Linked DNA regions of Homo sapiens: regions 2 and 3 are each linked to region 1. A link is a contact called in ENCODE Hi-C or POLR2A ChIA-PET data. All regions are on one chromosome and are shown on one strand. Each heading gives the region's core, a stretch centred on a gene start or an enhancer-like site at or near the end of the contact. The rest is flanking DNA. Distances are from core to core; before and after follow the strand shown. Region 1 holds the start of NFX1 (nuclear transcription factor, X-box binding 1). Region 2 holds the start of ZBTB5 (zinc finger and BTB domain containing 5). Region 3 holds the start of RNF38 (ring finger protein 38).

Region 1 (3,474 bases), core at 315-2,814:
GGGTCCCTCTTAACATCTGCTTGTTGTGGGGGTCAGTGCCACGGTCTGCTGGGGTCTTGGCACTGTCTTCCTGGCCGGGGCCTGGCACCTTAGCCCCCAGCCGGCCCGAGTGGGGGATATCGACACCCCCAGCTAAAGCACAAGCACCTTAGTCATCCCTCCTCTCCCCCTGCCTCCTGGCCTGCCACCCCACCCCAGCGTTTACCCCAAAGCACAATGCCCTGGTCACTTGGCAAGTGGCTGGGCCTGACGGAGGCCAAGGGGCAGACCGGGGCTCCAGCCAGACCCCCGAAAGGAAGCAGGTGCTCCCCCACTTCCAGGACTTAGTTGGGGCGGGGGGCCCAGCTCCTGGGCCTAGGGTCTTCTCACCCCCACCCCCTTGTCCTGGGTAGGCCCCTGCCTGCCCCTCTCTGCCTTTTCCTCGGGTGTCCCTCCTCGAGCCCCTGCGGCACTGGCTTGGGTGGCAGAGCCCACTTGTTTCAGGGACCCCAGGAGGTGGTGCCCCCTGGCTCCTGGGACTGTGTGTGGGTCTGGGGGGTGGGGGGGTGGGGAGAAGCGTCGGGCAGGGGGTGCAGGGGAGGAAACTCCTCACCAGGAAAGCCAAAGACAGGGTTGTGCCTTACCTCAGGAGCCACCCGTTCCCCCTTGCCCTGCCGTTCACCCTCCACCTTTCCCCCCGGGCGGCCTGCTGCTTTTTCCTTCTCTTCCTCCCCTGCCCTGCCCTGAGCTGCATGGTTCCCCTACCCTGGGAAGCCAGGAAGGAATCTGAATGGAGAATCACCAACCACCAAAGAAAAAAAGACTGCGGGGCCCTCCCCTGCCAACTCCCCTTCCCTGGCCGCCCACTCACCCACACCTCTTTCACGCAGGACAGGCTGCCCACCCTGTCCACGTGAAGTGCCAACGCCCTCCCCACCCTGGGCCGAGCCCCCACCCCTCCCTGGGCCCCCAAGTGAGATTGCACATTTAACTACTGTAAGGAGAGGAGCGGCGTTGGCAAATGTGAACCATGAGAATATCGGTGATACTGATGAGAATAAACGCCTTTGTAAAAAAAAAAAAAAAAAAAAAAGTCTGGAGCCAGGCGTGGTGGCTCGCCTGTAAGCCAAGCACTTTAGGAGGCCAAAGCGGCAGGATCGCTTGAGGCCAGGAGTTGGAGAGACTAGCCTGGGCAACATGGCGAAACCCGTCTCTACTAAAAATAGCTGCGCATGGTGGCTCCGCCTGTAGTTCCAGCTACCGGAAGGCTGAGGCGGGAGGATTAGAGACTGAAGCTATAGTGAGCCATGATCAGACCACTGCACTCAAGCCTGGGTAAGGCAGCAAGACCCTATATCAAAAAATAAAAAAAGGAAAACCACAATGATTACGCAAGTCGCCGCCCTCCCTCCTGCGATTGTTGCTATTTCCATCCAGCTACTAGTCTCCTCCTCCCGCCCGACACCTGGCGCGTCTATCTGACGTCACGAACGCGCCACACAGATTCGGGCTGCGCAACCTCTGTGGCCGTCTACACGGCGCGCAGATGCGAATATTCTCGCGGCGCCGGAAGTCCGGGGCACGTGACCTGGTGACAGTGCTGACTTGGCTGTACAGCTCGATCTAGGTTCTGCGGCACGGGATGGCGGAGGCGCCTCCTGTCTCAGGTATTGTCCCGGCCCGAGCGGGACTGGGCCCCTTTCAGGGAGCGGAAATTGGGTCAGTGACGAAGTTCTAGGGCCTCAGCCACTCATATCGCGAGAGTAGCACATGCTAGGGCGTAGGATAGTGGCTCGGAAGGGCCAAGCCCCGCGCATCGTGCGTACGAAGATCTGTGTCTTCTTGGACTAGATGGTGAAGCCCAGTAGCTGGGTTTCGGAGGAGAGAGGACTTGTCCCGGCGCTGCGAGTCGATGTGGGTGCCCTGCCTTCCCACAGGCTGTTTCTGGGGCAGCGGCGCACTGACCTTCGACAGGCGGGCGTCGGCCAGGTCACAGCCAGTGACGGTGGCGGGCTCTTGACGTGTAGGGTGTGGTGTGCTCATACCGCCTGGAGTGGTGGCGTGGGCGCGAGCCGAATTCCAGTAGTTTAGAGTCTCAGCCTGCTGCGAACCCCGTGTGACTCAGTCTCAGTCTCCTCATCTGTCAGTTGGGAGTAGATAAGTTAATTCCTGTGATGGCTCCCGCCCTGTACTGTACCTATTCTGTAATTGTTCACTCACTCCCCCTCCTGGAGTTGCCTCAGTGTGTAGAGACAGCCTCATTTGTTCGTTGATATAACATCCATTTCCTCAGGGTGTTCCATAGATCAGTGTTTTCCAAATGTGTTGGACAGCAACCAAAAGAAACATTTTGCATCGCGACCTTAAATATTGTACACTTACATAAATATAAAAGCGAACCAGAAGTTTCTGGAAGCAGTGAGGTTGGTTGGTTTGTTTTACAATCAGCAATATATTCTGTTTTCTGTTTCGTTTAAAAATATGTCACAGCCCACTGCCTTCATTTGATTTTATGGCCCACTCTGGAAAACAGGGCAGCAGTTTGCAGAATGGAGTTTGGAAACCATTGGTTTGAATCTCAGCTCTGTCCCTGACCAGCCGTTGGGGCACCAAGAAGACCATATATGTATTTGTATACTGGGTGGCAGGTAAAATGTATTTATTACTATGGTTCTTAGTTTAAAAAGTTAGGGCCGGGCGTGGTGGCTCACGCCTGTAATCCTAGCACTTTGGGAGGCCGAGGTGGACGGATCACGAGGTCAGGAGATCGAGACCATCCTGGCTAACACGGTGAAACCCCGTCTCTACTAAAAATACAAAAAATTAGCTGGGCATGGTGGCACGCGCCTGTAGTCCCAGCTACTCCGGAGGCTGAGGCAAGAGAATTGCTTGAACCCTGGAGGCGGAAGTTGCAGTGAGCCAAGATCGTGCCACTGCACTCCAGCCTGGGCGACAGAGTGTGACTTCGTCTCAAAAAAAAAAGTTGGAAAACACACTGCATTGGTGTACCCTAGTCTTGATGTGGATATTAAGTCTTCCTTGGGGTTGGAAAACTTTTTGGGCTGGGTATTTTGTTATTCTCCTCACCTAGTCCTTCACCAGATTCTCTAAACTGGATCTATTGATCGTCTCATCCACAGGCTCGTTTCTGACTCATTTCTGTACCCTTCAGTGTTTGAAGAAGAATTCGGTGGGGCCTAGTTGTGAGTCTTCGTGTTGAACTTTGGTGTTGTGCCCAAGTTATTACCTCCAACCCAGAAAGTATCTAATGAGGCAAAATCTTCTAGTCCAAAGACCTCCTTACTCCTTTTCATGTGCTTTAGTTTGATTTTGCTTTAGTTCCCATTCCATGTTCGTATTTTAGCATCATCTTTAGCCCACACCCTCATCATCAAAGTCTTTAAACAGAAGCCCAGTGCAGAGGATACTTTTCTGCCGGTGAGCAGACTCTGCAATGCCAGCCTTGTCTCTGGACTTTGTAATCTGCCAGTTGGA
Region 2 (3,474 bases), core at 374-2,873, 4.2 Mb after region 1:
TAGTAAACGAGTTGACTTCAGGACTCTTCAAAAAAAGAGTCTGTTTATTCAGCAAAACCCAAGGGCCCAAAACAGGTCCCCACCCAAGTAGTCTTACCTGTAAGGTCACCAAGCTGGCTGTGGTGGCCAGGTCAATCTTCCCAAATTTGATGAGATTTCCATAAGGGTTAAAAGGAAGAGTGAACGGTTTCCTTTGGCTTAGGGGCTTTTCTCTAAAATTCCTTGTCTTCTTCCCATCTGGACTTTTCCCTCTGAACTATTAGCTTACTGCCAACCACCGTCCCCACAGAAATCACAAGAGTTTAGGCAAATGAAAAGCAAGTTCTGCCCAGCCTTTTACATCTAAGCACAACAGCCCATACTAGGACAACAAATTACCAATGACTTAATGACTAAGGCACAGCATTCTCTTCAACCTCTAAAGAAAAGCCCGTAATGTCCTCTACTTAATACAAGTGAAAAATATGAGAACATGTTTTGGAATATTTTTGCTTCAATTTTTGAAGGTGAAGAGTTCCTTCTATTAATTCAAGTTAACTAGAGTCAGAAGATACTACTTAGTAATCAACTTTACTGTGCTTTCACCTAAAATTTTTCCTCCAAATTATTTAGGATTTGCCTTCTGTTCAGAAAATTAGTTTCCACAATATCCTTCACTATGCCAGAATGCTGACTGACTTAAAAAAAAATGACCATTATGAAAGGAAAAAACTAACCTTCAACACCCCTTAATTCACTGCCTTTTATTATTTACATACAAATCTGTCCTCCAAACAGGAGAAGATGGGACGGCAGTGTCTTACCACCGCATCCCCCACAGCTCCTCGCACGAAGCCTGGGAGTAGTGGGCATTCAATAAATGCCTATTAAACACTTCAGTCCTCTCATAACAAGTTGGGGCATTCCGAAACACTGGCTCCACCCCTCCAGGGTCGGCCGCTGGCTCCCGATGGCAGTCTGCCTATGGCCTTGCTCTGGTGAAATGAAACCTCGTCGCTCAAGACCCAGGATGGGGGCAAGGGAGCCGTCCGACCACATCCCGCAGGGCAGCAGATCCTCTCTTCATCCCGCCAGGCCGCTGGTCCTGAGGCCTTTCCCACCCCATTCGGGAACCTACGTCGCCAGCCGGGGATCCACAGGAGTACCAGCCCCCGCCCCACCCCGCAGACAGCCTGGCGTCGGGACACCGGGGACGCCTGCGCAGAAGAACCCGCCTGGCCCCTTGGCTCCAACGGTAACAATGCTCCCCTCCGAAAGACAGCCAGAGTAGTCCGGGGGCACCAGTACACGTCTGCGCGCTCCCCGACGCCTTGGCGCGCCCCTGGTGCTCAACCTTCCCCACGTGAGCGCGCCCGCCATCACGATACTCGCTGACGGGGTCTCCTCACCTGAGTCGGGCTCCGCCCCCCTCCTCCTCGCTGAAGGAGGCGGTGACCCCTCTCCGATCGGACTCGGCAGTGTCAGAGGAGGTGGGAACGTCCTGACCAGCGTCTCCGTTACGGGACTTCCTCCCCCTTCCACCCGCCCCCCTCCCACCCCGCCTCTAGTCCCCTAGCTCCTCCAGCCAGTTCGCCGCAGCACTCTGAGAACACGGCGGCGGCGCCCGAGGATAAGCGGAAGTGACGTAATGCAAGAGCGCCTACTCCGCCCCATTCCGCCTCTCCCAGTTGGGCTGCAACCAATCAGCAATGGGAAGGGCGGGGCCGGGGTAGGAGTGCAGCCAGCCGGCGCGCGGAACCTGGAGGAATTTACTTAGCCCCCGGAAAAACTGACCAATCCACGGTCCCTGAAGTCTGGTTGTGTTTACTACCGACTGAATCCGTGAGCTCTCTGACCAATCACCCTTTGCCTTACAACATGTAAAACGGTTATCAAATGCCTTTTAGGGCGGGATTTATCACTAAACTGCTCCAGGTTTGGACTATAGAAATGCGGCTGTTCGCTGCAACCAATCAAAACCCTCTGTGGTTTAGGCTAGCGGGCTTTCCGCCTAAATCCGCCAATCACAACAACGACTGCGTGATGTCTGAGGGCGCCGGAGAGGCGGGCCCTCAGGGCAGGCCGTACCGCCATTGGCTGGTTCTGAAGGATTTTTCCACCCTCGTGGTGCCCGGCGCTTTAGTGACCCAGGGCTCTTCTCCGGGGTGAATTCCCTTCGCTGAACACACACACACACACACACGTAGAGGGCTGGAGATTGAGTTCCCACTTCATAGACGTTGGGAAAGATAAGATTCCAAAAAGCTCTTTAGGTTTAACTAAGCCAAAGTCCAGGGTGAAAACCGCGAATAAAAAACGCTGTCCATCGGATGGCAGTTAGGTCGGACCCCGCCCCTCGTCCAGTCCGGGTGGCTGCGCGTCTGGAAACGGTGGCGCCCCAGGAGCCCGGCGCTTGGCCCCGCACTCGGCTGCAGGTCAAATAAGCCTGTAGTCTGCATGCCCAGATTTATAATCACCTGCACTCCCCCCACAAAAAAATAGGAAGCGCTAAGCTCTCCCACTCCTGTCCCAAACGTGGAAGGGTCGCGGACTTGTATGGGACGCGGTCTGAAAAAAGCGAGCCCCGGGGCGACGCTCGGGTTTCCAGGTGCACCCTCGGAGGGAGAACCCGATCCCTGAGCATCGGACACTGGGGCCAGGGAAGAAACCCCCTTTCCTAGGGTGAGGACGGCAGAAGAAAGCTGCCTTCTCCGGCGCAGCGTGTCTGGGAGCGCTGCGTGGCTCTGGAGACAAAGGCAGGCCCGCGAACTCAGCTGGGTTCTTCTGGGGGTGGGGGTAAGGGTCTTGGAGGAGCTCCCAGAAAAATGGAACTCCCAGCCGGGCGCGATGGCTCACGCCTATAATCGCAGCAATTGGGAAGGCTGAGGCGGGCAGATCGCCCGAGATCAGGAGTTCGAGACCAGCCTGGCCAACATGGTGAAACCCTGTCTCTACTAAAAGTACAAAAATTAGCCGGGCGTGGTGGTGGGCGCCCGTAATCCCAGGCAACTACTCGGGAGGCTGAGGCAGGAGAATCGCTTGAACCCGGGAGGCGGAGGTTGCAGTGAGCTGAGATCGTGCCGCTGCACTCCAGCCTAGGCAACAGAGTGAGATTTCGTCTGGGGGGAAAAAAAAGGAACTCCCCGCTTTAAGAATGGAACACACCGAATACCCCTACAGCAGATTCCATCCCTTCAGTTACTGGTCGGAAGTGTTGATTTCAAAAAGCAACCTGTTTGCGTGGATTTCTTTAAGGGCTCGGTGGAGTCTGATGTTTAATTCTTTTCCTTAAGATTCGCTGACACTATAGCCATCACACATATTTTACTGACAGATTGATCGGTAAAATAAGGAAAATATGGAATGATGACAGTAAGCCAGGCAATAGGAGAGATTCTTTTGCGTATCTGTCTCTCAACGGTAAATGCCATGACCTAGATTGCCTCAGATTTACAGGCTGGCAAAAGTTTTAAAAATTGTATATTCAGAATTTAG
Region 3 (3,474 bases), core at 458-2,957, 3.1 Mb after region 1:
CGTCGTATTAATTAACGTTTGCTGATGAACTAGACAAGAACTATACTGTTCAAATCCATGTTTACAATCTGTTCGCTCTTTCCAGAGAAAAGGCTGTGAGTTAAGTAGAGTAAAATGGAAGTGAAAACTGTCTGACATGTTTTCTTAGCAGGAAAACCAAAACAAACACAACGCAACAATCAAGACTAATTAAGAACTACCTTTCCAGCAAGATGAATTACAAAATGGTGGTGGCCTAAACCAAACTAGAGGTAGTACAGAGAAATAGGTGGAATAAACTAGAAGACATAATCTTGACCAATAATCTTTCCATACTGAGCAAGTACCTAATCATTTCAGAAACTTTTATCATAAGAATTTCTCACCCACACTTTCCACTCACAGCCTCAAAAAAAGAAAGTGAGCACAAACAGAAACAGCCTAGGAATGTAACATGAATTAAAAGCCTCATCCAATGCTGTTGGCAGAGAGACAACAGATCTACACTCTACATTATGATGCTAACAGTCAGTTATGTCTGACTATGCCATCTTGTTTACTCTTCATCAAAAATTAGGTTATTTTAGTAGAGAAAATTCTCCTCAATATTCACCCAGAGTAATACTTGACAATTTAACTATAAAAACAAGATGGGCATATAAAGCCCAACAAGTATGGAAATACGAACTACCTTCTAGAATCACAGACGAAGTCAGAGGTGGAAAACCCACAGATTATTTAAGTCCAACTTTTTTTATATTTTACAGATGAGAGCCTGAGGCCCACATGACGAGTCTGTGGCAGAACTTATTCAACTATAGGCGCTAAGGCCTTCAAATCTCTTAGAAATAAGTCTTACAGAAATATCATAAAAATCAACTTAAAATTGAATGAACAATGTATGATTAGCAGGTTTGCAAAAGGTGAAATATACCATATTATAAATATATATAATATATTATATAATACCATATTATAAATAAATATATTATAAATATATATTTATAAACCCCAGAGAAAGGAGTATCTGAAGTGACACAATTCCCAGGTAAACTTCCAGTCAGAAATTTCATCTTTTTATTCCAAGTGTGTCCCAGCTTCCCACACCTGATCTGACATCTATATGTATGTGGTTTCGTATTATCTCTACAAAAGTTCTATTTCTTCCATTAGACGGTGTTCCCTGAAGATAGGAACAATTTTACTTCGATTCCAACTGTCCCTATAAAAGGGAATTTTTTTTAAAGCCTACATACAAGGTTTGTTTGCTATTGAAAAAAATTTACGGTAAATTTTCAAGTATAACAACACTCGCAATCAAGGCCAAACAGAATACAGCAGACTTGCAACTCTAAGGTAACAACTGTATTATGAGCTTTGTATACATTTAAGTTTTCATACGTTAAGTCCACCGCTTAAGAAAAAAGAAATGGCAATTCATATAATGGTGGCAATAATTACATGTGTGTGTTTCTACTTACGGTAGAATTAGCATACCCAACTTTTACTGAATAATAGCATATATCATTTTTGCAACACAAAGAAAAATACTTTACCTTACAAGCCATACAGACGTAAACAAAAACTTTATTTCTTTTTGGACCTCAATAACCTGAAACACTCCCGTTTCAAAAACCAACCTCTCTCACGCTTCAACCCTGAAAGGAAGAACTTGCATCCCCTGAGAACAAAACGCAGCCTATCCAGAAACCCACGGAAGCAGAAGGACGCCAGAGAGGACCCTTTCGACCGGGTTCCGCGTTCTCCTGGGTGACATCATTTCACCTGCGTCTCGGCAAAAAGGGAGGGAGCGAGAGAGCGAGGCCATCTGCCGGGCAGCGGGCCGGCGGCTCCGCGAGCTGAGACCGCGCCTCCTCGCCACCGCGGGAACAAAGAGCGCCGGGCGGCCGAGGCAAACCTTAGCCCAAGACTCGGGCGCGGCCCCGCAGGCTCTCAACGGCCCGCAGCCCGTCCCGCCCTCGCGCTGCAGCCAACGGCCGCGGCGGCCAGTACCTGCGAGGGGAGGCTCCGCCCTGCCGGGCAGCTCCCGCGGATCCTCGCTGGGCCGCCGCCTCCTATTGTGACTGCTCGCCCAGCCCGCGGCCAGCTCGCCAGATCCGCCGTCCGCGGGCCTCCTCACCCCCGGAACCCCGGCTCCAACTTAGGCACTGTCACTGCGCTTCCTTCCTCCCGGCACCATCACACGGGCCGCGCCAGGAAACGACGGCTGCACGCCCAGAGATGACAGAGTCGCCTAACGCCTCGGAGGCTCCATCCTCTCCGCCCCCACGCCCCAACCGACCGGGCCTCGGCCCCGTCCCGCAACACCGCACTAGGGGCCCGGCCCGGCCACGCCCCTCCCCGCCCCGCCGCGCCCCGCCGCACCCCGCCTCACCCCGCCTCGGCGATCACAGACCCGGGCTCCCTATGCGCCGGCGCACTGGCCTCCGCTGCGCGCGCAGGCGACTCCCCTCGCCGCTAGGCCGCGACACGCGCGGTCCTCCCACTTCTTGGGTCCGGGTCGCCCGTCCCACCCCGTCCCCTCGCCAGCACAAACCTAGCGAGCCCAGCGCGCCAGACCACCGGAGCGCTCCTCCCTTTTCCCCCAGGCTCCGCACCGCGCGCCGAACCCCCTTTGTTTCCACCCCGAGGGGGAAGGGGGCGGGGCGGGGCGGGGCGGGGCTGCGCGCGGCCCGGCGCACGACTCGGACCAGTTCCGGCAACAGAGCTCCGCGCGCAGCACCACTGCGCAGCCCCGCCCCAGCCCGCCCCCCGCTGCCCTGCGGACCGCAGGGCCCTGTTCCAATTCCTATAGATTTTCTCTTAGTAAATTGTTGCTACTGTTCCGTGCCTCCTACCTACAAAACTCCGCAATCAAACAGTAACTGACCTCACGTAGTTCTTACAGCATAAATGCATTCACGTGGCCCGAAAAGTAAGAATTTTTATTGCAGTACACAAAGGTGTCTCTCAATGCAGCAAGCCAACAGGTTCGAACCCAACTTGTCCGAGGCTTCCTTAAGTGTGACAGTTGCTCAGATGTCGCTTGGGGAGGGGAAATAAGAACAAAGATTGAAGCCGGCTTGGCTCCTGTCCTGATAATCACGATACAAGAGAGAAAATAAAAATTTCCACAAAAGCACAATCCATACAAGGAAAAAATAGTAAAGTGGTATCAGACTTAAGGAGAGAGGGCAGTCAAGAGGACATCATGGAAGGGGTGGACTTTTTAAAGCAGAAATTAGATGTTTCCCGCAAGGATGGTGATCATATTTTAGGGTGGTAGAGTAAAATTATTAAGGACCAGTCAACAGAAAACTCGGGTTTTCAAGTTCTAGTTCTTTTGGCATTACTTAAACCAGTCTCTCTTTCCCTCTCTGGGCCTCAGCTGCAACCAGTAGAAAATGGGGGAAATCAGAGTAAATGTTGTTTCAGGACCTTCTGGACCTTGGACATTCTCTTTATGAACAACACTATATGGTAATTATTTATGTA

What was found. A loop is a pair of places that touch in the nucleus more often than their neighbours do. ChIA-PET counts read pairs that join two places held with the same protein, here RNA polymerase II (POLR2A). Pooled maps may share reads with other maps.
Region 2: a loop to region 1 is called in a pooled map, with 14 times the contacts of the local background. The contact joins the promoter of ZBTB5 here to the promoter of NFX1 in region 1. A Hi-C loop is called at or near these places in 7 of 50 pooled maps. POLR2A ChIA-PET finds 5 or more read pairs at or near these places in 2 of 52 experiments (A673 and B cell).
Region 3: a loop to region 1 is called in a map of CD4-positive, alpha-beta T cell, with 12 times the contacts of the local background. The contact joins the promoter of RNF38 here to the promoter of NFX1 in region 1. A Hi-C loop is called at or near these places in 2 of 168 maps with a recorded cell type or tissue (CD4-positive, alpha-beta T cell and naive thymus-derived CD4-positive, alpha-beta T cell) and 8 of 50 pooled maps.

What each region holds. Positions count from the first base shown.
Region 1 is chr9:33,288,952-33,292,425 of GRCh38, forward strand. It overlaps NFX1 (nuclear transcription factor, X-box binding 1), which reads left to right and starts at 1,565. Exons shown (of 24, transcript NM_002504.6): 1 at 1,565-1,646. The coding sequence starts at 1,622. It also overlaps the pseudogene LOC100862682. RefSeq lists enhancers at 1-455, 1,161-1,580, 1,591-1,640, 1,610-2,809, 1,791-1,840.
Region 2 is chr9:37,463,827-37,467,300 of GRCh38, forward strand. It overlaps ZBTB5 (zinc finger and BTB domain containing 5), which reads right to left and starts at 1,624. Exons shown (of 2, transcript NM_014872.3): 1 at 1,389-1,624. RefSeq lists enhancers at 546-1,231, 1,232-1,917, 1,918-2,603, 2,604-3,289 and a silencer at 1,452-1,551.
Region 3 is chr9:36,398,562-36,402,035 of GRCh38, forward strand. RNF38 (ring finger protein 38) reads right to left here and starts at 1,708. Exons shown (of 12, transcript NM_022781.5): 1 at 1,536-1,708. The coding sequence starts at 1,547. LOC124902152 (a long non-coding RNA gene) reads right to left here. Exons shown (of 2, transcript XR_007061475.1): 1 at 3,333-3,474; 2 at 2,904-3,024. RefSeq lists an enhancer at 1,668-1,737 and silencers at 1,948-2,277, 2,308-2,767.